Linked DNA regions of Homo sapiens: region 2 is linked to region 1. The links are chromatin loops, found by intact Hi-C in ENCODE. Cell type or tissue: ascending aorta. All regions are shown on one strand. Links, peaks and the distances in the headings refer to the core of each region. The heading gives the core; the rest is flanking DNA.

Evidence for each region. A loop is a pair of places that touch in the nucleus more often than their neighbours do. Peaks named below come from ENCODE experiments on the same cell type or tissue, not always from the same donor. Only the 100,000 strongest peaks of a DNase experiment are listed, where the experiment ranks them.
Region 2: it touches region 1 in a loop (7-fold over the local background); 5 of 110 quality-filtered maps call a loop at or near these places.

Annotation. Positions count from the first base shown.
Region 1 is chrX:142,081,722-142,098,146 of GRCh38, forward strand. No RefSeq gene overlaps it. Among named protein-coding and RNA genes, the nearest start is that of MAGEC2, 120 kb to the right of the region's middle. In ascending aorta, for the core only: a CTCF peak has its summit at 7,659; no DNase peak of the experiment used is centred there.
Region 2 is chrX:140,910,172-140,926,596 of GRCh38, forward strand. MIR320D2 (microRNA 320d-2) reads right to left here and starts at 16,060; the gene lies at 15,989-16,060. In ascending aorta, for the core only: a CTCF peak has its summit at 8,397 (motif pointing right); a DNase peak (open chromatin) is centred at 8,470; H3K27ac peaks cover 1,070 bases.

The DNA.
Region 1 (16,425 bases), core at 4,571-12,570:
ATACTGCCACTTTTAAAACCATCAGATCTCCTGATAACTCACTATCATGAGAATAGCATGGGGGAATCTGCCCCCATAGTCCAATCATCTCCCTCCAGGTCTCTCCCTAGACAAAGAAGATTATGGGTATTATAATTCAAGGTGAGATTTGGGTGGAGACACAAGGCCTAACCATATTGTTCCATTCCTAGCCCCTCCCAAATCTCATGTCCTCACATTTCAAAACTTATCATGCCTTCCCAACAGCCCCTCAAAGTCTTAACTCATTCCAGCATTAACTTAAAAGTCCAAGTCCAAAATCTCATCTGAGACAAGTTCCTTCCACCTATGATCCTGTAAAATAAAAATAAAAAACCAGTAAGTTACATCCAAGAAACAAAGGGGGTACAGGCATTGGGTAAATGTTTCCATTCCAAGTGGGAGAAATTTGTCAAAACAAAGGGGTCACAGACCTCAAGGAAGTCTGAAATCCAACAGGGCAGTCATTAAATCTTAAAGCTCCAAAATAATTTTCTTTGACTCCATGTCTTACATATAGGGCATGCTAATGCAAGGGGTAGACTTGCACAGCCTTGAGCAGCTCTGTCTCTGTGGCTCTGCATGGTACAGCCTCCATCCCTGGCTGCTTTCATGGCTGGTGTTGAGTGTCTGCAGCTTTTCCTAGCACACGGTGCAAATATCAGTGGATCTACCATTTTGGGGTCTGGAAGAGGGTTGCCCTTTTCTCACAGCTCTACTAGGCAATGCTGCTGTGGGGACTCTGTGTGGGGGCTCAAACCTCACATTTCTTTTCTGCACCACCCTAGAAGAGATTCTCCATGAGAGCTCTGCCTCCGTAGCAGACTTCTGCCTGGAGATCCAGGCGTGTCCATATAGCCTCTGATACCTAGGAAGTTCTCGAACCTCAATTCTTGTCTTCTGTGCACCCGCAGGCTCAACACTATATGGAGGCCACCAAGGCTTGGACTTTGCACCCTCTGAAGCAATTGACCCAGGTGTACTTTGGCACCTTTTAGCCACAGCTGGAGCTGGAGGGGCTAGGATGCAGGACACCAAGTCACGAGGCTGCACAGAGCAGGGGGGCCCTGGGCTTGACTGACAAAACCATTTTTTTCCTCCTATGCCTCAATGCCTGTGGTAGGAGTGGCTGCTGCCAAGACCTCTGACATGCCCTGGAGACATTTTCCCCATTGTCTTGGCAATTTACATTTGGCTCCTGGTTACTTATGCAAATTTCTGCAGCAGGCTTAAATTTCTCCATAGAAAATAGGTTTTTCTTTTCTATCACATAATCAGGCTGCAAACTTTTCAAACTTTTATGCTCTGCTTCCTTTTCGAACATAAGTCCCAATTTCAGATCATGTCTCTCAAGTTCTAAGTTCCACAGGTCTCTAGGGCAAGGGCAAAATGCCACCAGTCTCTTTGCTAAAGCACAACAAGAGTGACCTTTGCTTCGGTTCTCGAGAAATTCCTCATCTCGGTCTGAGACTACCCCAGCCTGGACTTTATTGTCCACATCATTATCAGCATTTTAGTCAAAACCATTCAAGAAGTTTATAGGAAGTTCCAAACTTTCCCACATCTTCCTATCTTCTTTTGAGCCCTCCAAACTGTTTCACCCTCTGACTGTTATCCAGTTCCAATGTAACTTCCACATGTTCAAATTATCTTTTCTTTATAGCAGTACCCCACTCTCTGCAGTACCAATTTACTTTATTAGTCAATTTTCACACTGCTATAAAGAACTTCCCTGAGACTGGGTAGTTTATGAAGGAAAGAGGTTTAACTGACTCACAGTTCCATATGGCTGAGGAGGCCTCAGAAAACTTACAATCATGGTGAAAGGCATAGGGGAAGCAGGCACCTTCTTCTCAAGGTGGCAGGAGAGAGAAGTGAGAGTACAGGAAAAAACTGTCACTTTTGAAATGACTGGATCTCGTGAGAATTCACTCACTATCATGAGAACAGCATGGGGGAAACCATCCCCATGATCCAATAACTTTTCTCCCTCAGCCCATCAGGACTGCAGTTCCCTTCCTTGACATGTGGGTATTACAATTCGATGTGAGATTTGGGTGGGGACACAGGGCCAATCCATATCAAGAGTACTCATAAATTAAATAATAAACCCAGATGCTCTTCAAGTTCATGTGATGTAAGTAAAAGTTTTAATAAGCTAGCCTTAAAATTATTGGTAAAGTAATACTAGAAATGTCTCAAGAATTTTCAGTATACATTTTTGTTTGCATTTATTGTTCAAGCAATTTCATACTCATTCCTGCCAAACACTAGAAGTGTCAAAATTTGGCATAAGGGATACAAAACTATAGACCAAGCCCAAAACAGAAGGATCTTTTCTTGTATAATTTTTGATAAATAAGACATTAATATTGGTTTAATGAAAATAGTTAAATATTGAATTATTCTGTAAAACAACCATATATTTAATCTTAAGGTTGCTACATAGGTAAACACCTGAAATTCACAGGCTTTAAAATGGGTGACAATGAAGTAACTGTAACCACCCAATGAGTTCACCTTGCCCACTGCCTAGAAAGGGCTGATTTATCAAGACAGGGGAATTATAATAAAGAAGAGTAATTCATGCAGAGCCACTATGCAGTACACCTGAGTTTTATTATTACTGAAATCAGTATCCTCGAGAATTTTGGGATCAGAGTTTTTATGGACACTTTAGTGCTCAGGGGACCAGTGAATCAGGAGTTCTGACTGGTTGGGTCAGAGATGAAATCATAGAAAATAGAAACTATCCTCCTACACTGATTCAAGACCAGATGAGCCAGATCATTCATTGATCTGGGAGGTGCCAGTAGGTCAGTGGAGTGCAGAATCTGTAAAATATCTCAAGCACTGATCTTACATTTTAGAATAGTGATATTATCCCCAAGAACAGTTTGGGGAGATTTAGAATCTCACAGCCTCCAGAGGCATAGCTCCTAAACCATGATTTCTAATCTTGTGGCTTTAGGCAGTCTAGTCCCCAGGCAGGAAGAGGGTTTGTTTTTGGAAAGGACAGTTATCATCTTTGTTTTAAAGCAAAACTATAAACTAAGTTCCTCCCAAAGTTAGTTGGACCTATGCCCAGAAATAAAAGGACAGCCTCGTGGTTAGAAGCAAGATAGAGTCCATTAGGTCAAATTTATTTCACTGTCTCAGTTTTGCATGGCATTTTCATAACATAAATAATGACTATTATAGTTTTCATAAACAATCTAAGCTATTAAAATAATTCAGTAAATGTAATGGGATAAATACTTGTAGACAAACTTGTCCTCATTTAGAATCTAAAGTGATATTAAGTTAAATCATTGATATTTCATTACTTGGATATTTTCCAATAAAATATATTGTAGAAAAACATCGTTTCTAGAAGAATGTGTGTCCTTTTTAAAAGGTGAATAACTCTTGTCTAATTCAAAGCTTATTTAAAGGTTATATATAAAACAAGGTAAAAGGAACCGAGAAGTAAGAGAGATATAGAGAAAATTATGGAAATAAAGAAGTATTTTTGGTAAGAAAGCTTAAAGAAAAATAATTTTATATGAGAAAGAATCTCGTATGGTAAATTTTGTCCTAAAAGAAAATGACTGGTTGTTTAAGAAAGAGAGATGTTCAGGACAAACCAAAAAATCCAAGCATGTCATGAATGATCTGTATAAGTCATAATAAGAACATTTATTAAAAATACTTTTATATGATTGAATTGTCTAGAATTAAAGGGAAATTATAATGGTCTTTCTGGAGATTGGGTTTGATTAAAAAACTTATGTGCTAAAGAATTGGTTCAAACTATGAAATTTTCTAAGATGTTGCTTTGATCTTAATAAATTAAAAGACAATGTAATTTTTTTAATGCAAAGTTCAACTTTTATTAAGTCTCACTATTTTCAACTTTCTCTCCCATTTTAAAAGGCCTGAAAGAAAAACTCTATTTTTTAACTCACTTTCAGCTCCTGGAATTTTTTTCCTTTCACGTTCTAACTGTTGTGGCCTAATGCTAAAAAACAAACAAACAAAAAAATTATGTCTTAAAAAGTTTAAAGAAAATGTTTCCTTCCAACATAATATTCTCCATAGGGAACAGCAGTAACACTGCAGAAGATCTTTTCTTTTGCCTTTTGGTAACTGGCCTAATAAACAGATCTTACACTCTATCAAAATAATTGCGATGTTATTACTAAGTTTGACTTGCTTAGAAATAACTGAAATAAAAAAATACAGAAGTTTATTACATCCATGTAACTTTCTGTTTGTGCTTTTAAAGTCTTTGTGCCATTAAGTTACAGGGCTTTGACTCCTGAGTCTAAAAAGTACATTACGTCCTGCTAAATCTTAAACTGACAGCAGTTAAAGCCTCATCTTCAGACCCAGTAGAAGATGCCAATCAAAATAAACTGCATTCATGAGACACAGGGCCAGAAATTAAAGCTATTCAACTTCTGAAAGCCCAGGGACTATCACGGAAGAGGTGGGTTCATGAGATTGTAAGGGCCAATTTTGAGAAATAAAATAAGTTCAGTTTCTCTATAAATTAACCATTAAGGTTGAAGGCACAATGATGCAAGACAACCATATGGACTTCAGAGTAATATGGCCTACGTCAATTTTCCAGGATTGTTCTTTCTTTGTTTTTGTTTTTCTCCCTTCCTCCCCTTATTTTCTCTTTATAGGACGTGAGACTTCACACCCTGCTAAAAATGAGCTTTCCTAACAATGTGGGGCCTACCTGTCAAGGAAAAAAACATCTTAGCCATGAGAGATCAGGTGAAACCTGAGAGCAGAGACACATTTTATTCTAAAATGCTTTCTCTGATAGATTTTAAAAAGAAAAGAGGGGAAATGTGAAAGGAAAATAAATCTTGGGACCCCAAAATCACTAAGGCAAAGGGAAAAATCAAGCTTGGAGCTGCTTAAGGCAAGCCTGCCTCTGATTCTATTCCTAAAAAAGATAGCTACTAAGATTTTTTTAAAAAAGGCTACATACCACCCTCACAGGGAATTTCCATGTGTACAAAGGACAGACAGACCTCAAAGTTATCCCTCTGCTCACTGAGATAAATTCATATCTGGTTGTCTCCTTTGGAAAGGCTAATCAAAAACTCAAAGGAATGTAACCATTTATCTCTTACCTATCAATGGCCAGAAAGCCCCCTCACCGTTTTGAGTTGTCCCACCTTTCCAGAAGGAATCAATGTATATCTTACATATATTTGATTGCTGATGTCTCATGTCTGCCTCAAATGTATGAAACGAAGTTGTGTCCTGACCACCTTGGGCACAGGTCATTAGTACCTCCTGAGGCTGTGTCACAAGCACACATCCTTAACATTAGCAAAATAAACTTCCTAAATTGACTGAGACCTTCTCAGATATTTGGGGTTCACAGTTCCCTCCTCCATCTTCAACGCCAACAGTGGTGAGCTGAATCCCTCTCATGATGCCATCTCTCAGATTCTCTTTCTTTCCTTTTAGGGACCTATGGAACTACATGGGGTCTACCAGATAATCTGGGATAATTTCCTCATCTCTTATGATTCTTAAATTAATCGCATCTGCAATTCCTCTTCTGATATGTAACAACATTCACAGGCTTTGGGGATTAGGGTGTGGAAATATTTGGGTGGACATTATTCTGAGTACCACAGGTTCTTATTACCTTACAGATGAAAAACTGGGGCTCAAAGAAATTTAGCAATTTGCCCAAGTGGTAAATATTGAGGCTTCAATTCAATCCTAGTCTGGCCTCTAGAGATGCTATAGTAATCAGTTCAAGGTGAGGGTACAGTGAGAGAACCATAATTCTGCCCACTGATTCTCATTCTCCCTCTGTTCCTGATTCTCTTTGCAACCATTAATAGTTATTTAAGTTTCCATTAGATTTTATTGTATCTCACCATTACAACTGAATGTGAATTTCACTCTAGCAGGACTTCAAGGATTTTGGTAAGCACAGAATGTTTCCTGAGGAATATTTTCAATTCCAAGCAGGTCTAGACAGGTACAAAACACCTGTGCCTGTTTAGGGGATTCAGAATAGATTGCCACCTTCACAAATATCTAAAAGACTAGGAAAAGAAAAACAGGAACATAGGCTCTGGCTCTGAGTTTGCTGAAGTTCTCAGATAACATTATCAGCTTTCTTGGTCTTTGACAGTACCCCAAGATCCATGTCAGAGCATGAAAGCAGAGGACAGAAGTCTAGAAAACCCTTATCTAATGCAGTATTTTAAAAAATATGTATTATTCTTTACATGTGTCTCTCTACTTAGTATTCTTCAGAGTCTTTTCACCAGCCAGGTTACAAACTCTTGAGTGTCTTCTGGAATTAAAATATCTGTGTATTTTAGAGCAATAAAGGAAAAACTGAACAGCCATATCTGGAAACATAATATTTGCTTAATGAAGGTTAGTCTTTCTCTCAGTCTCTGGACAGTCTTCTTTGTGTCTCAACAGTTGCATTTCCTGGAGGGCAGTCATCATTATAAATTCAAGTGACTTTTATAAAAACTCATTTAAGAACAAACTCAGAAATTAGTGCACATGTAATTCATGTATTTACTTGAACACAAGTAGCATAATGACGACTAGTGATGTATAACTCCAGAGTCCAGTACTACATAGTTGTTAGCAATTTATACAGTTGAACAAATGTAAGTAGAAATTAATCATACACTATGCAGATAATCTATCCCAGGCCTCCTTTTCCACCTTTACTATAGGGCTTAAGATGTGCAGCCTCTCAAATCCGAAGACGTTTAAATGATTTAACTGAATACCTATTTAAGCCCACAGTAGAAATAAACCTATTTAACCCTAAAAGCTGGTGGAGGAACTCTAGTAACTATAGTTAACATATGTGTTATGGACTACCTGCATACTGAAGCATATGCTTTCAAAATAATTATCTATAAAACAGATCTGATTTTTTCATTGGTTGTCATGATACCATCAGTGAAGCGTTCTCTGGGGAAATGAACCAACTGGTGAATGATTTCTTTGGTTTTGTTTTATTTGATGAGGAAGGCATGGTCCCAATCTAGTCCTTTATTTTTTATTTGCAATGTTTTTAGAATTGGCAATATTGCACTAAAAATTGCAACACTACACTAAAAAACATAGTATATGCATCCTTCGGCATCTTCTCTTGCCCCTTTCTGTAAGAAAGGGACTAAAATTTGTATCAGTCATTGTCGATTCTTGTATTAGCATGGGAGGAAGAAGAGGTTGAAATAATTGATTGAATAAATGATTGGCTAAAATCAAGTACAGTATGTGGATTTCAGCTAACTGGTTTTTTACCTCATTTAAATACTCTCTGCAAGATAACCTAATACCTCCCATATATAAGAATTGCTTGTGTAAAATTGAAAGCCATATGGAAAAATCATTGATCTATGTGTGTTTTATTATGTAATATTTTCGTCTAACTATAAAATAAAATGTATGGGAGAAAGCTTGACACATAAAATTTCTTTTGAACATAAAAGCAAGAAATATCAAGAATGTTTCCCTAATATAAAGGCTTTCTGCTTTTGCTTTTTATCTTAGAATAATGATGGAATAAATTGCAGCTAGAGAAGTGAAGATGAAAGAGAACTAATCCATAAGCGAGGAGTTGTAACATCAGAAGGACTGTTGCAGATTACCCTGACCCCTACAGTCTGCCAAAGGAAAATGCAGTGCCTGGATAAGTGTCCTGCATATATTCATATGCCAATTTCTCAATAATGATTTCCCCAGATTTTAATACTGGTGTAGAATAAAATCCCTTTTGTTTTTTTATTCAAATAGAGTCATGAAATATTGGAAGTCACAATTAGCATGCAGGATAAGTTGATAGCTAAAATAATCATAGTATTTTAGTTTAAATTCTTCCATTTGAAAAAGTATTTAGCCCTGAATCATAAAAACTTTTAAAGACATAGAGAAATAGGACTGTGGTGGGGTGAGGGGAGGGGGGAGGGATAGCATTAGGAGATATACCTAATGCTAAATGACGAGTTAATGGGTGCAGCACACCAACATGGCACATATATACATATGTAACAAACCTGCACGTTGTGCACATGTACTCTAAAACTTAAAGTATAATAATAATAATAATAATAATAATAATAAAAGAGAAATAGAAGCCAAGGGCTCCTCACACTTTTCCATTATATAATGCAGCTATCTTTTAAATTTGCTTTCTTCTTAACTAGAAGGTCTAGTATGGCATTCAATCTGAGAAGTAATCGGCTTTCTTTTCCTAAGCTTTTTACAAAGGAAAACCTGTGAACAATGGAGTTTCCTAAAGATGGAGTTAGTGAGTGTTCAACATATGTTTTTTGATAAGTGAATGCACTGGTCTAGGCTCTGGGATAAAAGCTAAGTTCACAAATGGATATACTAGCATAGTTTTCATTTTTAAAGAATGTATATGATAGTGGGGAGAGAAGGCACATAAGACATAAGCAGATAACTGTAATTTCTAATGTTTCAATAAAGACACAAGGTAGATGTCTGCAGCACAGAGGAGAATTTTTTTTTCTGGAGACGGAGTCTCGCTGTATTTCCCAGGCTGGAGTGCAGTGGTTTGATCTCGGCTCACTGCAACCTCTGCCTCTCGGGTTCCGGTTCTCCTGCCTCAGCCTCCCAAGTAGCTGGGAGTACAGGCATGCCCCACCACGCCCGGCTAATTTTTGTATTTTTAGTAGAGATGGGGTTTCACCATATTGGCCAGACTTGTTTCAAACTCCTGACTTCAAATGACCCACCCGCCTAAGCCTCGCAGAGTGCTGAGATTATGAGCGTGAGCCACCGCGCCTGGTTGAGAAGTACTTATTCTTGATTTAAACTGAAAAATGAGTGGTTTCTAATGAAATTAAAGTAGGTAACATTGTTAAGGTATGTTAGAAATTTGCTATTTTCTTTTAAAGTATCTAGTTATAAGTAGTCTTTCTCTTGGTAAAAGTTGAGTTTAAGAGTTGTAAAATAAAACTAAGCATATGAATTATATTACTATTGCTCTTAGTTGACTTCTAAATAGTATCTATATCAAGCTAAACAGGTATAGCAAGTGTATATTGTTGTTGTTGTTGTTTGATATGTGTATAGATTTGATTTGTTTTTGTGAGCACTGTTGACCCCAACTCATTCAAGTATCCAATCACGGTGATTTTATTAATATACTAATATATACTTATTAATATACTCACTGGTGAGCTGACTCATATAACTTTCCAGCCAGAAAACAGAGTGACTTGCTTTTTTTACACTATTTTCTTTTTACTGTCTTCGTTTTTCTGTTCATGTCCTTTGATTCACATCTTACCACCCTGGTAACTCATGAGATACTCATCATTATCCAGGAAAGGATATTCTACTTCCTCTCTTCCAAAATGCTCAAAGTTTGAGTGTCCCAGAGCTTAGTTCTTTATTCACTTCTTTTTGCTTTCTACACTGACTACCTAGGCGATTTCAGATTCATAGATTTAACTGTTCTTTATATGCTACTGCCTTTCAAATTTGACATATCTTTTGAACACATATTCCTATGTGCAATTTCCTACTTGACATTTCCTCTTGTCGAAAAATGAACTCTGAGTTATTTCCCCCAGTACTGTTTCTTCACCTTAATAAATGGCATCACCATTCACCCAGTTTCTCAGGACAAATGTGTTGCCATCCTTTATGACTTTCCTCAGCACCACCACCACTATCCAGTGCATCAGCAAATTTTGTTGGCTCTAACATCAAACTATATTCCATAGTATATTATGTTATTCAAGATTATAAACTTATTGTAAATGTATCATTTCTATAACCATTTCTACTGCCTGCTCACTAGTAGGAGCAACCATCCTATTTTCCCTTGACTATTGTAATAATCCACACTGAATACTTTATTCATGTTAGTTCAGTCTTTGGAGTCAAGGAGTTGTAAGTCTGATCATTTTAATTGTGAAATGAGTGCTCAAGGTGGAATGGAGGCCAAGAAAATTGGAAGTGAGAAGGTCAAGTAGCTAAGAGTCCAGGGTGTAGTAGTGTCATCTGTATGGATTTTGAAATAGCCAAATTGATGATAATCATATGATTAGAGAGCAACATAGAGAACAAGGTGCTGAAATCTAGAACATGAAATGAGTGAGAGGGAAAACCCTTGGTCCCATGTATTTGCACTTGCTCTACTTCCCTCATAACTCTCATAACGCTATACTTGTTCATGGGTTCTTTGCCTTTCAGATTTAGCTCTTTGTTAATGACCTCACTCCCTGCATTGTTTTCAGTTCACATTCCTCAGAACAAGGAGCAGATCAGCTCTGTCTATTCATGTTTAGGTGGTCATTTTTTCAGTGTGTGGCAGGCCATATCACAGTTTGCCCTTTGCTCATGTTCCTACCTCTGATCTGCTTAACTGTAGCCAAACAGTGAAAAGGAATGACAGAGCAAGGATAAAGGGATCATGACTACCTAGCGTTGTACCTTCAGCAAAAATTAGATTGAGGGGTTTATCTTATACACTAAAGCTTTGAAAGCACTTTAGACACGACACACAATAATTGAAATCTCTATATAATGGGGTTGTGCCAGAGACTGTGGTAGTGAAACAGCAGAGATGAGGTGGGCAGTATGGGGAAGTCATTTTATAAATTCCTAGCATACATGTACTGTCATCTTAATTGAAGAAAACAAAAAACCTGATAATGTATATAATTACATATATTTAATATATGCATATATATACACACAAACTATATACAATTTTTATTTATCAAATGTGTGCCCAAAAACGCTTAAAATAAAAAGAGAGAAAAGCAAACTGAGTATATACATGACTTTACTTGGTGCTTGATGCATCCTAGATATTAAAATGTGCTTTGATTCCTACTTCCATTCAATCACCGAGTGTTTATTACGCAGTCACTCTCTGCTGGGTATTTGTATTTGATGAGTAGTGAGTCCATGTAAGGATAATTAGGAATTCTGTGGCTCTGGGACCAAAACCTTACTTGCTTTCTCAACTCAGGCAAAGATAACTAGATCCTCACTCATTAAGAAGGATCAGCAATGCTATATAAATGATTCCTCTTACTGCACTTGCCCTTAATATAAAGTAAAAGGATGGATAGCACACTTACTTCATTGGAAATTAGAAAGATTAATTAAGTCAGGAAGCAGTGCTTTGAAGACGAAAGTGATTCCTGAGTGTTAAAGTGCTAGATAAGTATCCAGCAGTTGCAGGGACGATGCAGTCTGCAATAGTGTGCCAGGAATTGAAGGCACACCATAATGCTTTAGAATTACAAAAGGCATTTGCTGAAAATTCAACTGAGACAATGAACAGCTTGATAGCCTTGGGTTTCTGATAAAGTATCATTCTGTTTTCAAGTATATGGTATCCAACAGAAAATACAAACATACGTCTTAAGGATAAAATGAGATTTAAGTGGACAAGATGAATAAAGTGTAAAACCCCATCATGGTGTATATCCTAATGTTCAGAACATGCGTGAGGAAAAAGACCTATATTGCATCACCTGATTTGAGTGATACAAACTAGAACAAAGGAGTTTGGAGGCAGAGTTGAATGCACATCAAAGATGCTCCCCAGATCTGAGAAATTTGATAAGATAAAGGTTGAAAAATGGAGAACATTGATTTGGAAAGGTGCCATAAATATTTCTTGCGTGATTGCAAGGGGTGGGAAAATAAATGGAGGAATGATACATGATTGTACATTGTTTGCTCATTTATTTTTTTGATTGCCTACTTTTAAAAATTTATCCTAAGTGTTATCACTTGAATTGTGCCTCCCTCTGGAAAAAAACATAAACAAATAAATAAAATAAATAAAATAAAAAAAGTTGAAGTTCCAACCCTCAGTAGAATTTCACCTAAAGTTACCTTTGAATGTCACTATATTTGCGATTGAAACTTCCCAGATGATTTAGTTGTGATTAGGTCATTAGGGAAGACTCTACTCTGATATGACTGGTGCCCTTCTATAAAAGGGAAAATTTGGACACAGAGACACACCCACAAAAGAAGAATATCATGTGAACATGAAGGCAGAAATCAATGTGATGCCTAATGATGTCAGAGATCACCGGCAACCATCAGCAGCTGGGAAAGAGGCATGGAACAGATCCCCCCTCACAGCCCTCAGAAGGGAACCAACCCTGCCAACCCTTTGCCCTCCAGCATCTACCCTTCAGAACCGTGAGGCAACACATGTCTGTTGTTTTAAGCCATCCAGTTTGTGGTACTTTGTTAGGGCAGCCCTACAAAATGAGGACGCCTAGGATAGTGAAATATCCAATTAAATATACATATATACATTTTATTTTTCATTCAAATGAGTCTGTGCTCACTGGCTGCATGTAGGAAAACTTTCTGTAAAAGATGAATATTTTAGGCTTTGGTCTTAGGCACAAGTATTGAACTCTGCTGTTATCGTGCAAGAACAGTTGGGTAGTAAGTAAAGAATTGGCATGAATGTGTTCCAACAAAATAATATTTATGGACACTGAAACTGGAATTGTATGTAATTTTCAAGTGTCATGAAATATTATACTTCTTTTGTTTTTCTTAACAAATGAGGGATGTAAAAACCATTTTTAGCTTGTGGACAGATTTGGCCTGTAAGCGATAGTTTGCTAACCTTTACTATAATAGGAAGAAGATAGGTTTTTGAGTCAATGCGCCTGGTACTATCCCTTTCTTGCTGTGTAATTTCTGACGTGTTACTTCACTGAGTTTGGTTTCCATCCTTGGAAAACAGAGATAATTTTGGTTTACATATACACAATGGAATATTATTCAGCCATAAAAAATGAAATCCTGTCATTTGCAACAACATGGATGGAGCAGGAAAGCATTATGTTAAGCAAAATAAGCCAGGGACAGAAAGACAAATATCACAAGTGCTTAACCATATATGAGAGATTAAAAATAGATCTCATCGAGATAGAAGGTAGAGTGATAGTTACCAGAGGCTGGAAAGGGTAGTGTGGAGAGGGAATATGAGGGGATGGTTAATGGGTACAAAAATACAGTTAGATAGAAGGAATAAGATCTAATTTTGATAGCTCAATAGAGTAACTATAGTTTGCACTAATTTACTGCATTTTCAAAGTAACTAGTGAAGTAAAAATGGTTGCTCTTAACATAAAAGAATTATAAATGCTTGAGATGATGGATATCCCAATTACCCTGATTTGATCATTACACATTGTATGCTCATATCAAAATTTCACAAGTAGTCCATAAATATGTGCCGGTATTATATAGCCACAAAAAATAAGTAAGTAAATAAATAAATAAATAAATAAATTCACTTTTAGCAGGGCTGGCTTATAAGCACATTATCTTCTAATTTTTTTTTATTTTTGTGGGTATATAGTAGGTGCATATATTTATGGGTTACATGAGGTATTTTGATACAGGCATGCAATGTGAAATAAGCACATCATGGAGAATGGGGTAACCATCCCCTTGAGCATTTATTCTTTGAATTTTTAAAAAATCCAATTGCACTCTTTAAATTATTAAATATACAATTAAGTTATTATTGACTATAGTAACCCTATTGTGCTATCAAATAGTAGGTCTTATTTGTGGGATCTAAAAATCAGAACAATTAAACCCATGAACATAGATAGTAGAAGAATCATTACCAGAATCTGGGAAGCGTAGTGGGAGTCTGGGAGGAGTTAGGAATGGTTAATGGGCACATTATCTGAGTAATCACACAGGGCCCTGCATTTAGAAGGGTTCAGCATTTGATTTAATACTCTACTGTCATTATCTTGAAATGCTTAATAATTTTGAACAGGTCCTGTATTTTCATTTCATACTGAACCCCGTGAATTATGTACACAACTCTGGCTCCTAGCATAAAGTAGAGGCCCTAAAAGAATAGCTATTGTTGTGACTATGTGTTGTAGTGTGTAATTAAGTGTAGATGAATAAAAAGGTAAATTTTTATCCTCAGTTAAAGAACCATGACTTCACTGGTGGACAATAAGAATACACTCTCATAGGACAAAAGCACTGATGACTAGCAAGATAGACATCCTTGGAACAGATGAGCATACTGGCCTGGGAAGTAAAGACACAGCGCTCTAATTCTGTAACATGACAAATTAGGGACCAAGAGGAAATGCTCCAGAGACAGCCAATTTATGTGGGGGACCTAACTGTTCTCTTACAATGAAGGTTTGAGCTATGAAATCACTTTGAGAATGTGCTGACTTTGCAGGGGTATGTGCACAGAATGTTAAACAACTCCTTGCAGTTGGGTCTTGCAGCAATCTTTATTTTGAGCGGTGACATCAGAGCATTTATCCAAACGCTTGTTTAAATAGAAATGCAAAAAGAGGTGCATTGCAGTGGCTGCCGTGCAGTGTAAATCTCACACTGGGAGTGAAATCTGGGGCGCTGAGGATGTCTTGCCAACACAGCACAGAGTCTGACCTACTGTTAGTTTTTTTTGCTCACTGTATGCCACCAAATGGGAAAACTCAGAGCTCCAAATGAATTACATGCTCACCAACATTTCACTTTTCAGAATTACTGCTCAAGTGGTGGCAAGCAGTATGAGATTTATAAACAAACAAGCCATGCCATTTTTTCCTATATATATGAAAGAATACTCCTATTGGTGAGAAAATTCCCTTTGACAGTCTTCCAGCATGTTTGTCTCTATGCCAAACAGTATTGCAAAATATTCTGGCTGATAGAAGAGCTCCAATCCCAGGTTCATAGGATAAACCCAGCTCTCTGCAGCTACTGTGAACTTCAGGTATGGCTTGAATTGTGAGAGTGCATTTTGCCAGTGTTATATACCCACTCTAGGGAGTGATTTCAGCCACTGGATGAATTAATCTTCAGAATTAGTTAAGTAAACAAATCATTACGAAATACATTATATTATTTACTAAGCAGTTTATATGTCTACAGTAATGACAATAACACACAGAACTTACAGCAGTATGAGACTGATATAAACAACACCCCTCCCTTACTAAAGTATTGGTGAAGCCCTGGCTTACTTAGGTGTGAAGCCTGTTGATGCTAATATTGAACAGTTTGATTTCCTTTGTCATTTAGGTGGTTAGGCTGCTTCTGAGCCACTTCTCCATTTCTTGCTAATTCCTATTAGGCTGGTCATCTCCCTGTATCAGCAGATATTCAGGGATAAATAAACCAAACCTTACATCTTTGTGTTTTTAGACAAGAAATTTTGTAAGAAATACAAGCCACATTAGCCAACGTGTTCAGGAATCTCTGCTCTGCCGTGCTTCTCCTTTGGCCTCCTGTGATTGTGCACTGAGCCAGTTTGCTGTTCATTAGCACCTTCAATATGCACTGCGCAGGGCTGGAGAGAAAAGGTTAAGATCAAATGAGTCAATTTGGCTTCTTATTAGTAGCTTTGACAAAAGACTTGGTGGAGAAAAGTTTACAACTAATCACTAAAATGAGAGGAAATCAACCGTGCTATTCCTACCCCTGATTCCTGAGTGAGCAGAAGGTTGGATGATTTTTCTCTTTGCTAAATGGTGTCCTGAGGGTTTGAATGCTTGTAAAAATGCTTGCCTTTGTATTGTTTCTACAGTGGGAAACTCATCAGTTGTCTGGGATCAAATGGTTTTGCTAATTAATCCTTTTTTTAAAGCAATTTAAAGGAGCACAAATTTATTATTTTATAGTTCTGTAGGTCAGAAGTCTGATACAAATCTCACTGGGATGATATCGCAGCATAGGCAGGGCTGGGTTTATTTCTGGAGTATCTAGGGGAAAATCTGTTTCCTTGCCTTTTCTAGTTTCTAGAGGCTCCCAGCATTCCTTGCTTTGTGGCTCCCCTTCTTCCATCTTCAAAGCCAGCAATATCACATCTCTCTGACCCTTCTTCTGTTTCCACATATGTCTGACTGCAGCCAGGAAAAGTTGTCACCTTTTAAGGACTCATATGATTAGACTGGGATCTTAAAAACCAAAATATATTTTGCTAATTCACCCTTCCACTTAAATGACTTTTTTTTGTTTCTGTTTTTTTGTTTTGTTTTGTTTTGTTTTGTCTTTTTTACATGAAAGAGGCATATCTTTTGGGAGTAAGGTGAAGCAGAATATAACCAAGTAAAAAATGGAGTAAATACAGTAATTTTAGATAGTGGTAAGCGCTAGAGAGAAAATAAGGCAGGGTGAGGAGTCAAGGACTGAGTGTGATCATGATGTTGTTTCAGGTAAGGTGGTCTGAGAAGGCCTCTTGGAGAGGTAACATTTGATCAGAGACCTGAATGATGAGGGTAAACCTTGGGAAGTTCTGGTACAAGTGCCTTCCAAACAGAGGAATGGTAAAAGCTCTGAGGCAGGAAAGCATTTTGGCTGCATAAGAAGCGGCAATTAGGCTGGTGAAATTGA
Region 2 (16,425 bases), core at 5,240-13,239, 1.2 Mb before region 1:
CTCAAGTTCCCAACACCAACTCTCATCTGAATCTCCAGCCTGACAGCCTGAAGAACACTGACTAATAGAACAGGTGTATAATTATTTAGACATAAACTATGATAAGTGCCATTAATAGTATGTCTATCAGTGAGTCTAATCAGGAACTTCGTTTTGATTAATTCAGGGATTGCCTTTTTGAAGAAGTAACTTTAAAATATATACTAGATGCACAGACATGCTGCAGGTAAAGAAGGATTTATGCAAGCAGAAGGAACCCAAGATCTGAACATCCTGTGATGAGTGGTTCATTTATAGTTAGAGTGTGTTAAATGAGCAGGTGAGTGCTGTGAGATGAGACTGGAGAGACAAGCAGGGGCTAGCTGTGCAAGATCTTGTAAGGTTATGATCATGATATTCTTCCAAAGTCAGTTACCAGCTGTCTGACCTTGGAAAAGTCAGTTAATCTTCCTAAGCTTCTGCTTCTTGATTTACAATATGGGGGCAATAAGGCCTCTCCAAGGTAAGAAGTCAATTAGATAATGTATGTAAAAAGACCTAACCCAATGCCTGGCACAGAATAAGCACTCAAGACATGAATACAGTTATTCTCTTTCCAGTTAAATCTATCCTGCCTTTAAGATGCAGTTCAGTACTCATATCCTCCATGTAGATTTTCTTAACAAGTCTGGTATGCCTCAAACTTTTTCTTTTCTGAAATCCAATTATGTCAAGAGTCTTTTTGAGGTTTCACCCTTATTGTTTCAAACTATGTTAACTCCTCCAGCTTATTTCTAAGATATTAAAGGCCAGAACTCGAGGCTATCAATTTTCTGCAGCCTCCATTCCACCATAGTAATTTGGTAAATTGGCTGATAACTCATGCTGCTCATTGCTTCTTTCATAGTATTTCTTTCACAGTCTCACTCAGCCTCTCTAGCCACTTTTGCAAGAGGCTCACTTGGGGTTAGAGGCACAGTTAGAGACTTGAAATGTGAGCAAAAGTCTATTGGCCCATTTGGGGATAGAAGCCAGTACCTTCACCTTGAGCACAGGGTGACATTTAAATGACCTTTTAGGATATGACACAAGCATTTTGGAATGTTTGTCACAGTTTTATAGCGTACACCACAAGACATCATTCAGGCTTATTTTCCATCTTTTGTTCCTTTTTTCTTTCCCCCAGAAGATCTGATAAACTATGCCTCCGGTTTCATCTCTTTTCTCTGTGCCATATTTAACGGAGTTGTTTTGTATTCATATCAAGGCGTGGGAGTGGGGTCCAATGAATTACATTTGGTATTCTAAACATTTAATTTGTTAACTTGTAAGCAAACTTTCAAGAAGTTAAGCTTTCTGTCTCTCAGTTGGGGAGGAGAAAGAATTTCCCTTTTAACTTACTTGTCACTTGAACATCTTCAGGCTATTTGTGAATGCCAAGACCAACCTGTGGGAAATCCTGAAGTTTTGCTGGCTCTCTTTCTCTCAGCAGGGATAGGAAATATATTTCTATATGCCTGACACTTCCTTCAGCTACTAAGAGAGTTGTTTTTGTGTGTGTTATCCAGCATATTTTCAAACTTGAATGGCATACCAAGAAGCCTCGAAATAATAATTTACCTCTTTTCCTTTGTGCATATAGCAAATATTTCTTACTAAGTTGAACACGGAATGTGTAAACTGGAAAATTACACGATAGCAAAATTTAAGTTGAAGAATTAGATGCACTTAAATTACTTAAAGGAATGACCTGGCTAGCAGTTGTTATTAAAGTTGCAGTTCTATTCAACATGGAATATGCTTAATAAAGTCAATATCTCTTTTTAGAAGCATTTTAATTTGCTTTTTTTTTTCTACCTTGAGTAGCTCTGAATCCTCACAGGAAGAAACATTAGGTACTATACATTGCCTCATAAGTCAAGTAGTTACTGTTTGTTGCATTGGTTGAAAATAATGCGGGATTTTCAAGCCAGAATTTAATCAATGTTACCAGGTAATTGTTCTTGTGAGAAAAGGATAAAAAGGATTTTGACTATTTGGGATAAGTTCAAAAAATAATTAAATGGGAAAGAATGACTAGTTACAAGAGTATATAACAATGGTGTCTCAAGCCAGTGTCTATATTTTAGGCAGAATATTAACATGGAATGGCCTCCACCTTGAGCAACTGGGGACCTTCTCAGTGAGAAGAGAGACGGATTGATCAAGAACCATATAGAGGCCTAATAGCCATTGTTCTGGACAGGGAATCTGGGCACCTGAATTTGACTCCCAGTTTCACTCACTTACTGCCTTGCCTAATCATAGACAGGTCACTTATGCTCTTGGAATCTCTATTTCCCCTGGAAATGATTAATACATTGAGTATCATGGGAAATAATAGATATGTGAAAACACCTAGCTCAAATAAAAGCAGGAATCTGAAGGCACTTTGGAAGTCACAAGGTTGTATTACTATCATTACCATCTTTCATGCAGCTGTTTATTACCTACAAAGCACTTTGAGATAATTATCTCCTTTCATATCTAAAACTTCAGCTTATTGTCACATTTTCACATTTTTTCCCTCATGGCTATCCTGAAGGAAGGTATAAGCAAAGAATAATTTGGCTGTTATCTCAAACCTCTTGAGTTTCCTGTTTGTTTTCCTTTGACAGAGAGATAAAGTTTGTTTGTGGTTATTGCAGACATGCCAATTTGATCACTAACTTAGTTGGTCATTAATTTCCATTGTCTGCCAACCACAACTTTTATTAAAACTCACTGCTTTATGCTTTATCTATCTTTAGGGACATTCTGATATTTCTTTCTTAGTGCTGAGAGAGAAGCACTTGACCTTTTAATATGTCCAATATCATACTTGCTACTCTCTGGGAATTTCATAAATGTATGCAACATCATCTCTATTTTTATTAGTAAGAGTCTTCTGTGTGTCGCTGTCTTCTCTGAGGTCATGAATAATCTACATTATATATCCTCTTCCTACAATGACCCTGTTACGCTGCCACGGCCAGGATATACTTTATGCCTTATCTGGCCTTTCTAAATCCTCAAAGGTTTGCTCACATTTATATTACCAAAATTATTCTCACACTAAAATGCTAACACCATGTCCATATCTAATCCGTGACTAAATTGTACTGTTATTGCGAATGTGCCTGGCATCTGCAATCGCTGATACAGTTTAAAAAAATATGACTATCACTTTGCTCCCAATAACAATTTTAGATCTTCTGCAAGGCACATAGCTTTTCTCTATCTGCATGCTAATTATTCAATAAATCAATTTTTTGCCTCCTAAAGTAGTTTGCTTAACAGGAGCAACGTATCATATTTCCATATAAAGTGCTTATAAAAATAAGATGGAATGGAGTGTTTCCAGAGGAGAATGATTATGAGGTTGAGCTTTTCATAGCTACATTATTAATTTATAAAATTATTTCAATATATTTCAAATTGTTAACATTGCACTGAAAGTGTTGTCAGCTACTGGCTGGAACTTGACATAAAATGTCTCATTCATAAAGCAATTTCGTCTCACAAGCTTTTGTTAAAATGGTCATTTATTAAACTCAGAAAAGGGAGATATCTTTTCAGTGTATTCTTTCTTCTTATGTATTTCTTTTGACTGTGTGTCCGTAGATTCAGAAATGTTTTCTCGATGACATGGCATTCTATATTTATTTGCAACAGAGTAAATAATCACCATTTTTGAAGAAAAATAAACTAGCTTGTCTGATTTGGATCTTAAATACAAAGCTCATCAGAAAATGAATTGTTTTCTTTTGCAAGAGCAACAACCAGTCAATCACTTACCGGACCTTTACTGAGCACTCCAGTATTAAAGAGAATATGCTAGGTGCTGGGCTCTATGGGAGACGCAACAAAGTGTGAGATATGGCATATCATAGGCACAAATCTATCTCTATGGGTCTCAGAAATGATTCATAACAAGGATTTATTTTATCATACTTCAATATTCCTTAAGTACCATATCTAAATCATTTTATTTCTGACACCCCATTCCCTTCTGTACATGTGCTTATCTAATATTTGTGCTTCAAGTGCTTTATGTTGAAACAGCTGTTACACAATTTTGCAAAAAGCAAACTGGCTTTAATAAAATCAATTGTTTCTGTGTGATAGAATGAACTTTAAAACTGGGGTAAACACTCAGTCCAACAATGATTTGTAAAGTAGTAGTGTTTTGCATCCAAGTCAATAATTTAGCTCATCCTTAGCTCTAGAAAGGACTGAGGGTCACCTGAGGGTTTGGCAAATCTTTGGTGGTAAGAGTTGGAATGAGAGTCTCAAGGTGAGGGACAATATAGTACATAAAAGCCAAGAGGTAGACATGCTGCTGGGAGAGAAAGAGGCTCATTATGTATAGTAGGAGGAAGATAAATTTTTAGTCAGATGATTGGGGACCTAGTCAGCTGGATTCATTTACTAACACTCTTAAAATTGGAAATTTGTACTTTGAAAATCTTATTTTTCTCTCTATTTGTGTTTTATGTCAATTTAATTTTTATATCCTCATAGCATGCATTAAAACTCTTGAATAAATGCTACCCTGCTCAGCTCTACAAAATGGATTCTTGTCAAAACCCACAGTGGAGTTTTAGTGAGTGAGCCTGGAATGATAGTGACAGTAAGAACCAGAGGGACTGACCCTTGTTAGGAAAATAAAACATGAAGGAACAAAGAAGTTAGTTAGAAGCTGACAGTAGATTCATCCCTTTCATCCTGGAGACTGGGGCACCTTGCTTTGAAATTCAGGGGCATGTGTGTGCTTTGTTTCAAAATGAAGGCCATCTCTTACTTGTGGTAAGGTGTTCTTGGGCTCGGAGCCCAACTTATCTCATTTACTAGGCTCTAGCCTGCACAGGAAAGCTGAGGTTAGATACCAATTACACTTTGGGGACAAAGTGGAGCAAAGATCTGCATATGGTTCATACATTCATTTTTCGTGTAACAACCAAGAAATGTGCCCTTGACTGAGAACAGCACTACTAATAGCCTGCTAGGGAGTTCCAGAATCACTTACCATACACTTAATTTAACAGATATTTATCAAATGTCAGTTCTATGTCAGAACCTTTGCGGGGAACTACAGACCAGGATGAAACAACATCCTTTCAAGGTTGTCAGCGCAAACCTCTATTAAAATACATGTATTATTTGGGATGAAGAATATGTTTCCTATTAACTTACAGCATCTTAACATAAATGAGGTGATTAGTGCCTGGATAAAGCTGTGCCTCAATCAAATAATATATAAAATAAGGAAAAGCTTGTTTGATTAGCTGTGTGTGTGTGTGTGGTGGAGTGGTAGGGTAGGTGGCAGAGAGAATGATATAATCCTGAAGCAGGACCAGCTACATAATTTTTGACGCTTGGTGCAAAATGAAAATTCAGGGTCCCTTGTTCAAGAATCAGAAAAAAGTGATGTTAAAGGTACGAAACTATGAAACTTCTCCCTTTAGAAATATTTTATTACTTATGAAACTTAATAGGGGTAATAGTGACACATGAGTAATGGCATAATCTTTAGAAATGCAAAGAATAATATTTGTTTCATAATTTTATAAATCAGTGCCATAATTTTATATATACAGTGAATAATGACATTTCATTAATGTGACATCTTGATTGAGCACAAGATTCTTCTGGCTCACTTTTCTGCAAATTAATTTATAATATCACCAAAACGTATACTTACAGCAACCTTGTTTTTAGTCAATATAATTGAAAGTACCATCAGTTACTGGTGACAAATGTAAGATTGCAAATCCCCTTTGATATGTTTTAATATTGAGAAGGATTTTTCTGCTCATGCAACTGTAACTGATGCTGTCAAGAGTATTTCTAGAGAAGGACAACATTGGGGTAAGGTTTTAACAAATTATTTTAAAATATAAATTTTATTACATCTAGAGCTGATGATTCTCATGAAACAATTTTTCTAAAAAGATATAACTCTTCATACAAGTCAGTTTCATGTAAGTCAGAATTTAACTTTAAATGTAAATGTAAACAATGGTATTTTAATGTTTATTTGACATTTCCTGCAACTCGTGGAGGTTATATAATTAACCAAAAGTGACTTCATCATTTATAAACCATTCAAAATGCTTGTTTATGCATTCCACCACTCTATCTTCAATTACAAGGAAATGTTAATTTTCAAATTGTCTTCATCTTTAATATTTGGTTCATCCGAAGCTTTATATGAAAATATTTATTTTCTGTTGAATAGGATAATCTTTAAAATTAATTCTTTTCTAAGCCTGTGGATATTTCCTTTGCAAGGCTGCAACAGGTTTCAAACCCAGAAATTCTAAACTCTTTGAAAACTCCAAATAACTCTCTGATATGTTTATTGCAATGTACAATGCATTTTATACTTGTTTTATAGTAATTTGCTGACAAACTTTATTGCCTAAAAACAGGCAGTTACCTGTCCCAAAATTCAAGTCAGAGAGTAGCTATTCGTGTAGATGGCAGAGGGATGGGCTTTGGGGATGGACAGGTAAGTGAATGTCCACCTTGGTCCCAGTGCTGGCCCCATATGGAGCACCCCCTCTTTTTTGGGGCTGCAGCCACTGCCATGACAACTGTAGCTTCTGCTGTTTCCACCACTATTGACTCCACCAGTCTTGACCTAGATCCTGGCCACAGCTATTCTTTCAAGAACCTGCAGTACCCTGGACTACCCTGGGTGTGCATAGTGCATTGCATGAACTGCTATGTGCATACTACCACCTGGCATATGTTGTGTGTTAACACAAATGTTCTGTTGTCCCATTAGATTTCACTTACAAACCACAAAATCAAAGATAAAATTATTCACAATTTCAAGACAATGACAGCAGGGCTTTAAACCAAGCACAGGGCCCTTCTGAGAGTGAGGCCTTGAGGAAATAGGAAGAAAACTACCTCTCATTCTGATTACTTTGTAACAGAGAACAAACCCCACAATAATACTTCTTCGAAATATCCTGCCACAAGTAGATGAACAAGATTGCTTCCACCCACAAAAACCTCCTTAATGTTTTGCATTGAATACTAGTTTTCCTCCTCAGTCATATTATTTTTGCTTGAGTTTTTTGCTTCTTTTCCTCCTGCTGATGGAGCTCATTCCAGTTAGTCCTTTGCTATTTTTTTCTAAAAATTTAGTTACAGTGACACTGAGAATATTTGCAGAATGTTGCAGAATGTTCACGTAAGCATGTGTATATGTGTTTTCGGATGTGTAAAGGAGGAAGGAGAGAGAGAGAGAGAGAGAATGAATTTTATCTCTACAGAGGCAGGGAGACCTGACTCACCTCTTACTAGATGAGTAACCCTAACTAAACCACTGAAACGCTATGACATTTCTTCATCTGTAAAATGGGAATAATAATGGTACCCATTTCACAAAACTCTTTTCAGAAATTAATCAGCAAATGCCTCTTGAGAAACTTCTTGGTATCAGGTACTGTTCTGGGTGCTAAAAATACAGTAGTTTCTTCACAGAGCTACATTCCTGTAATGAGACATACAAAATGCACAATATGCAAAAAAAAAAAAAAAGATTTAGTGTATCAGATGGGGATCAGTGTTATGAAAAAAACCAGGAAGAGTTAGCAAGGACTGGGGTAGGGAGGAGAAGTCATTTTAAATAGGGTGGTCATGGATGCCTTCTCTGGTCAGGTGGTATTTGAGCAGAGGCCTGAATGGGGTGAGGGGAAAAGCCAGACAGATTCTTGGAGAACAGCATTCCAGTGAGAGAGTACAGAGCGTGCAAAGGCCAGGAAGAGGGAAGGAATTGCACAGAGAGCAGGATGGTGGGTCATGGAGGCCTTATAGGCTACTGTCAAGACACTGCCTTTTACTCTGAGTGAAACTGGGAACCATGACAGAGTTTTGAGCCAGATAGTGACATGATATGTTCTGAGTTTTCAAAGGATCTCTCTGGCTGCTGTGTTGAGAATAAACTGGAGCTGGGAAAGGGGGAAGGAAGGAGACTAGAGAGGAAGTGATTGTCATTATTTGGGTGAGAGATGATGAGGAATAGCATTGAAGGTGGTGAAAAGTGGGCGTATTCTGGGTACATTATGATAGGAGAGCCGACAGGATTTTCTGACAGACTAGATGTGGGGTATGGAAGAGTGGAATTGAGGAAACTTCACTGTGTGGTTTTTTTTTTTTGCCTGAGCAATAGGAAGCTTCAGTGAGACAATAAATACAAAGTGCTCAGTATTGCCTCCCTCATAGTTGGTGCCCAATCAACTGGTAACATATCTAGCCGATCCCCAGAACCCGTCAACCTACATGAGGTGATAGACCAGTAAGACATTTCCTGGTCCCGACAAGCTGAAAAAAAAAAAAAAGTCAAGAACCAGCAGGTGGCGCCCAACTAAAGTTAAAAAAAAAAACGGCACGCACCAGTAGGTGGCACCGAAGGCAACCTCTATTTGCCCTTGCTGATCATTAGCATAAGACACTCCCACCAGCGCCATAACAGTTTAGAAATGCCATGGCAACGACCCGAAAGTAACCTTCTGTTTCCATGGCAATGACCTGTAAGAAAGTTCTAAATAACCCATCCCTTCATTTTGCATTAACCCACCCCTTAATTTGCATATAATTAAAAGTGGGTATAAGTGGATATAACTGAAGTTGACAACATCCCATATCCTGCCCACTCTGGGCACACTGCATATGAATTAGCCCTGCTCTGCAAGGAGCAATACAGTTCAATAAAATTTACTGTTTAACACCACTGACTCGCCCAAGAATTCTTTCCTGGCCAAAACCAAGAACGCTAGCCAGCTAAGCCCCAATTTTGGGGCTCACCTGTCCCGCACCATATGCATATAAAATGGGTCACCTTCGCTGTAATAACCTACTTAACCCTAGCTCTTTGCTCCACCAACTTAGCTCACCAGTAAGTCTGCTTCCATTTGAATTGACATTCAAGGAAAGAGATCCAGGTTGTCAGGAACCCTGGGTCGTAGTCCCATATCACTACTGGCCTGTTGTGTGATCCCAGCAAGCCCCTCAACTGCTCAGCAACCAAGGGATGTTTATCAACATGATAAAATCTAACAACATTTGCACTACTTAGCTCAGAGGATGGTGAGAGCAAAGTGAAGCCAAGCTGCCAATCATGATTGGTTTGAAAATGTGTTGATTATAAAAGTGTTATAGAAATGCCAGGTTTATTAAGTGAGCATATTCATTATAATGAGTATCCTGTGGAGATTTTAATTTCAGACAGTAAAGACTAGGGCTGTAACTCTTTTGGTTTCTTTGGAATAACAGACCTGAAGATACTGCGAAGCAAATATTTTAGTACTGTTCATCTACTACCTTCCATTTAAAAGTCTCACATTTTCTTTGGAGCCATTGTTAATTCACCTCCCAGCTATTCTCCTTTTAGGCTCGGTAATCGTAGCCCAAGTACCCTTTTCTTTATAGAATCTTCTCAACTCATTTTGTTGCTGTAATGCTGGATGGGAAATAGCTTTTATTCCTTTGTCCAATTTCTGTCAACTTTTAGTGGTCGCCTGGAGCACTGACTTAAGAAGGTTTCTGAGGCCTTGTCCAGGCTCCATGGTGAAGAATGTCCTGATTCAGGTGTTTTGGAGGAAGAAGTGACTGCATGGTCTGGATTTGACATCCCTGATGTAAGGCTTATCTTGGTTTTGCTTCTAACCTTAGAGCTCTGGCAGCATGCTAATCCAAGCTGACTGCTACGGATCTTCCTGTTCTTTTTTTATGCAACAGAAATTTTTGCTAGCAAACCTCTTGTGCATTGCCTCCTTCACCTCTTTAAATTTTAACTGCTCTCTGGCATCACTCCACAGATATAATCACTTTTAACAATTTCTTTCATCTTCCTCTGGAAACTCTTTGTGCATATGTAAGCTGATATTGATATTCTTTGTCTTTCCCCTTCTTCTTAAACAATAATGGGATCATATTGTAAGCATTTTTCACCACTTACTTTTTCACCTAATAATATAACTTGGAGCTTATTCCATATCAACACCCAACTGATGGACATTTAGATGTTTTGAGGTAGGTATCTCTGTAATAGTCTCTACTTCACACATGGGGAAACTGAGGTGCACAGCATTTACATATCTTGCCCAAGGTCATCCAGCTAATTAGTTGTGAAGCCAAGATTCAAAAGTAGGTCTCTCTATTCTAGAACTCACTCTGTTAACCATCAGGTTTTACTGGCATTGCTGATTGACCCTGGAAGTGGCTGTATTACTGAGTTTCTACTTGCAGAAATGATGACATACTAATGTGTGTGTCCATTCAAAGCACTTCCCACAGTTCCACAGCAGTTCAAAGCTTCAAAGTACATCCACACACAGGATCTCATTTAATTTTAACAAACATTTGTTGAGTTTCTACTCTATGCCAGGCACCACTTTAGGCCTGAACATAAAACAATGAATACAACAAAGTTCTTGGACGCAAGGCACTTATAATGAGGTGAGAGAAACAGACTTGTAAATAGACAATTATAACATCAAACAATAAAGAATATTCTAGTTCTTTAGACCTCTCCTACTATGTGCTAGTGGTTGGTCAGTTCATTTAAAAAATGGATTACGGCCAGGAGCGGTAGGTCACGCCTGTAATCCCAGCACTTTGGGAGGCCGAGGCGGGTGAATCACAAGGTTAGGAGTTCCAGACCAGCCTGACCAACATGGTGAAACCCCGTCTCTACTGAAAATACAAAATTAGCCAGGCATGGTGGCACATGCCTGTAATCCCAGCTACTCAGGAGGCTGAGGCAGGAGAATCACTTGAACCTGGGAGGTGGAGGTTGCAGTGAGCCGAGATTGTGCCACTGCACTCCAGCCTGGGAGACAGAGCGAGACTCCGTCTCAAAAAAGAAAAAAACAAAAAATTGATTACATTGGGGAATTACAAAAAATCAGGTACACATTTAAGTGGTTCAATCTTCATTTAAACATTTTAAATATTTAAATATACATACTTCCTCATCTTTTGATATTTTTGAGGTCTATTGAGTATACTTTCCTACTTCTTTCTTGCATAACCTCACCCATAAAGTTTTACTTCTGATTTTGTGTCAGTTTATTTTAGCTGGAACAAGAACTTAAATTAAAGTACTTGCAAAGGAATCAGGTCACAGAATCAAACATTTTAATGATTTTTCACAAACAATCGTTGCCCCACTCATACTTAATTTGACAGCAGTTGTTTTAGTGAGTTCCCTTCCAAAGCAATTATCTCAGCTGTCATAGTACAGCAACTTTTTTCTTTTTCCACTCATCTTTTTTTTCTAGTGGGTATTTACATAATATTTGACTAAATTATGTAATTATAATACAACAGGCATACGCAGCTTCGGGAACAAACTGAACTGATTTTCCAAAAGCAAATAACTCACTTCAGGGGAGCAAAAGTGGGCACTCAGTCTACTATGGGGCAGTATTGCCTAGTGACCGGCTGGAGTTCAAATTTCTGCCTAGCCACCTGCAGGCTGTGTGACTGTGAATAATTTAATCTCTCTGTGCTTCAGTGTTTTCATCAGTAAAATGAAAATTATAATAGTGTTACTGTGTGAAGTATATGAGTTCGTACTTGTAGAGTGCTTGGAAGAGTACCTTACACAAACTTCTGCTGTTATTGCTATTTTCAGATGGTAACCTATTTGTTGTAAATTTCCTGAAGGTACTTGTCAGTACGTTCGATAGAAGATTTGAAGCACTTCACTTGGTCTAGCAGTTCACTTAAATAGAGACTGATTAAATTGGGAGTATCAACAAGAAGCTTTTCCCCTATGTTTTCATCTAGTATTAACGTTTCAGGTCTTGCATTTAATTCTTTTATCCATTTTGAGTTGATTTTTATGTGTGGTGTAAGATATGGGTCCAAATTCATTATTTTCTATGTGGATATCCAGTTTTCCCAACCCCAGTTGTTGAAGAGAATGTCCATTCCCATTGTGTGTTCTTGGCAGCCTTGTAGAAAATCAGTTGAGCATATTGTACATGCATGGATTATTTCTGTGCTCTCTATACTGTTCCAGTGGTCTATATGTCTGTCTTTATGCTAGCATGATATTGTTTTAATTACTGTAAATATTTATAAGATATTTTGAAATCAGAAGGTGTGACGTTTCCAGTTTTGTTCTTGCCAATTAAACCTCAGTCAAACTTGAGGAAAAAAATAGGATCAACAAGATAAGAATGAGTTCTGCCACTGTGAGTTGAAATGAATTCTAAACTCTGATTATGCATTAAAATTACCTGGGAGAAGCCGGGTGCGGTGGCTCACACCTGTAATCCCAGCACTTTGGGAGGCCGAGGTGGGCAGATCACGAGGTCAGGAGATCGAGACCATCCTGGCTAACACGGTGAAACCCTGCCTCTACTAAAAATACAAAAAAATTAGCCGGGCGTGGTGGTGGGTGCCTGTAGCCCAGCTACTCGGGAGGCTGAGGCAGGAGAATGGTGTGAACCCAGGAGGCGGAGCTTGCAGTGAGCCAAGATCACGCCACTGCACTCCAGCCTGGGCGACAGAGCGAGACTCAGTCTCAAAAAATAAATAAATAAATAAATAAATAAATAAATAAATAACCTGCGGGGCTTTGAACACATTTTTTTTTTCAAGTGAGAGCAAGTTTATTAAGAAAGTAAAGGAATAAAAGAATGGCTACTCCATAGACAGAGCAGCCCCAAGAGCTTCTGGTTGTCTATTTTATGGTTATTTCTTGTTTATATGCCGAACTAGGGGTGGATTATTCATGAGTTTTCTGGGAGAGGGGTGGGTAATTCGGGGAACTTAGGGTTCCTCCCTTTTTTAGACCATATAGGGTAACTTCCTGACATTGCCATGGCATTTGTAAATTGTCATGGTGCTGGTAGGAGTGTCTTTTAGCATTCTAATGCATTATAATTAGCATATAACGAGCAGTGAGGACGACCAGAGGTCACTCTCGTTGCCATCTTGGTTTTGGTGGCTTTTGGCTGGCTCCTTTCTGCAGCCTATTTTATCAGCAAGACGTTTATGACCTGTATCTTGTGCCGACCTCCTATCTCATCCTGTGACTTAGAATGCCTAACATCCTGGGAATGCAGCCCAGTAGGTCTCAGCCTCACTTTACCCAGTCCCTATTCAAGATGGAGTCACTCTGGTTCAAACACCTCTGACATTTCCCCCCTCCCTTATACAAGGGAACGCTTAATCCTAAGGTTTGTAGAGGGAGGAAGGTCCATCTTCTGTAACTTCTTCAGGCTGAATAAAGACAATGATATTCCTACCTAACTATTAGGGTCTCTTGTATTCAGGGTAGAGAGGAGCTCAGTCAGAAACTGTCAGTATGGTGAAGGCCATTTGTAACTCCAACAAAAGGTAATATCTGGAAGATTAGTAAGTGTTCAGTTTAAGAAAACGTTGAGTAAGCTTATCCATCATTCCTACACAAAGAGTACAACAGCAAATATATTCCACAACAGTAAAGTAAAAAAAAGTAAATCCATCCCAAGTAAACTCAATAAGAAGGCTTTCCATGAACTGGGCAGCTGTTGGAACCAAGCTGATATGGAATTGCTATACATGCTATACATTCCAATACATGCCCAGAATTAGAATACTGATCCAGATTATTACATTAACCATCCCTCTTGTTTCTTCTGATCAGCAGCCAGAGATCACTGGTTGGTTCACAGGAATAAGCAGAGTTAGTCTAACTTGCAGAAAAAAACTCAAAAACAACTGATGAGACTATAATTGAGTAACAGGTATATCATAGTTTTTGAAACATATTTTTCTCTCTCCAGTATCCCATTTTTATGAAAGACAAATCATAGTAAGACTGATTTGCTTTATTATACTTGGCCTGATTATTTGTGTAAAGTGCAGCAAGAATAATTGTTTTTATATAGGCCTTTAAAATTGGCTTTGATGGAACTTTGTTCCATAAAAGGAATCTCAGATAAGAGTTTTTTTAAAGCTGAGCACAGTCATGGGTTTGTACCCTCAAATACCTATGAGTTGAGTAAATTCCTCTCCTCTTGAGATCCCAAGATAACAAGGGGCTCCTAGGCCTGTTAGAAAGTGACATTCTTTACTTACCACAGGTCAGGAACCCTGTACAGGGACTGTGCAGACAAGATAGGAGGCCAGTTTTCCCAAGGGGCTTTTATTGGCTCTATGCCCCACCCAAGCTGGCAATTCAGGATCTCTGGGAGTGGCCCTGGCTTCCTAGGTGATTCCAATGTGCAGCTCTAGAAGTCACTGCCTCACAGGAAGGTGTGATGGTCTTAGCACTTAATATGGTTCAGCTGTGTCCCTGTATGAATCCGTTCTCACGCTGCTAATAAAGATATACCTGAAACTGGGTAATTGATAAAAGAAAGAGGTTTAATGGACTCACATGGCTGGGGAGGACTCACAATCATGGTGGAAGATGAAGGAAGAGCAAAGGGACTTCCTACATGGCAGCAGGAAAGAGAGCATGTGCAGGGGAACTCCCCTTTATAAAACCATCAGATTTCATAAGACATTCACCATCACAAGAACAGCATGGGAAAGTCTTGCCCCCATGATTCAATTACCTCCCACTGGGTTCATCCCATGATACATGGGAATTATGGGAGCTATAATTCAAGATGGGATTTGGGTAGGGCACAGCCAAACCCTATCAGTCCCCACTCAAATCTCACGTTAAATTGTAATCCCTATGTAATCCCCATGTCAAGGAAGAGACCAGGTGGAAGTAACTGAACCATGGGGGTGGTTTCCACAATACTGTTTGTGATAGTGAGTGAGTTCTCATTAGATCTGATGGTTTTATAAGAGTTTGGCATGTCCTCCTTTGTTCATTCTCCTTCCTGCCACCTTGTGAAGAAGGTGCCTTGCTTCCCCTTCACCTTCTGTCATGATTGTAAGTTTCCTGAGGCATCCCCAACCATGCTGAACTGTGAGTCAATTAAACCTCTTTCCTTTATAGTCTCAGGCAGTTCTTTATAGCAGTGTGAAAATGGACTAATACAGCACTGAAGGATGAGTGGGATTTTATTAGGCAGATGTGTTGGTAATAACTCTTTGATCTAGGTGGTACAGATTCTTTTATCTTCATGTTTTTTGATTAAGAATCTAGGTTTCCAGACACTTAGCTCACACAGTAGCAGAGCAGGCTTTCTAAAATCAGGTCCAATGGTCTTTCCAGGACTCCAGGCTGTCAAAGCCAGGAAGGATTGAAGCAATTAATAAAAATTCATATAAATCTGCTCTGTCTTTTCAAAGTAGAAGTAGTCACAAAATGTTTTGTGTGAATTTTGAAATGAAATAAAACATCAACCTTTTTATGTAGATAAGATTTACATTCATATTTTCCTCCATAATGAGAAATGTTTTATGTTATCTGGATTGCAATTATAAGCTATATAAAAAGAGGGTTTTTTCTTTCAGTAAGTGTCTTATAGCATAAATATGATAAGAATTTGACAGATTTGCTGTTTTTTTCAAATTTATGCTAGCAATTCTCAGTAAAAAACATTTCTATCTTTCCACTGTTATTTTACCTAATGCATAAGGAATATAGTAAATAATATCATATGTGAAATCCAGCTAGAGCAGTAGCATACAAATTGAATAACTTGATGGTCTACTGAAACAGCCTCTTGCCACCCCCATATTACACACACACACACACACACACACACACACATACACACTATCTAAACATAAAAAACTCTAGCTAACTGAACTGGAGCAATAAAAATTAAGTAAAATAGAGATTACCTCAGAAGTGCATCCAAATCATACTGCAAGAATACTAAATGTGATTATTTTAGATGTTTTTTCTTCTTTAGATGTTTATAGACAGGAAATAGTGCATTTTTCTCCAACAACCCACAATATCAAGGCTTACTTGAGTGCATTAAAATAAGTAATTTTTTGTGGCAATATAATAGTGGGAAATCCAGCTTTTTTTCTTGAATTTAAAAATAACGATTTTTTTTTCTTTTTTCTTTTCTGCTCCTCTCAACCCAGCTTTTCCTGACTCCAAGAAGAACTGGGAAGAGAAGGCTTATTGATACATTTGAAGACATTTCAGAAGTAGAATTACAACTTTAGAAAGGCTAAAAGTTCCCACTTGCTTAAAGGTGATAAGAGCTGGTTAGCTTTACAAGGGCTCTAAGAACACAGTGAATATACAGACTTTAATGTGAAAAATGGCTACAAGTAATTGACTGGAGAATCCCAATTTCCAGTGGCAGCAGTCTGAAAATAAGCTGTCCACAGGGCCACACTCCCTTTAGGGCAGGGGTCCCTAACCCCTGGGCCACAGACCAGTGGTGAGCAGTGGGCCTGTGAGCATTACCACCTGAGCTCCACCTCCTGTCAGATTAGCATCCACATGAGAGTCTCATAGGAGCACCAACCCTATTGTGAGCTGTACAT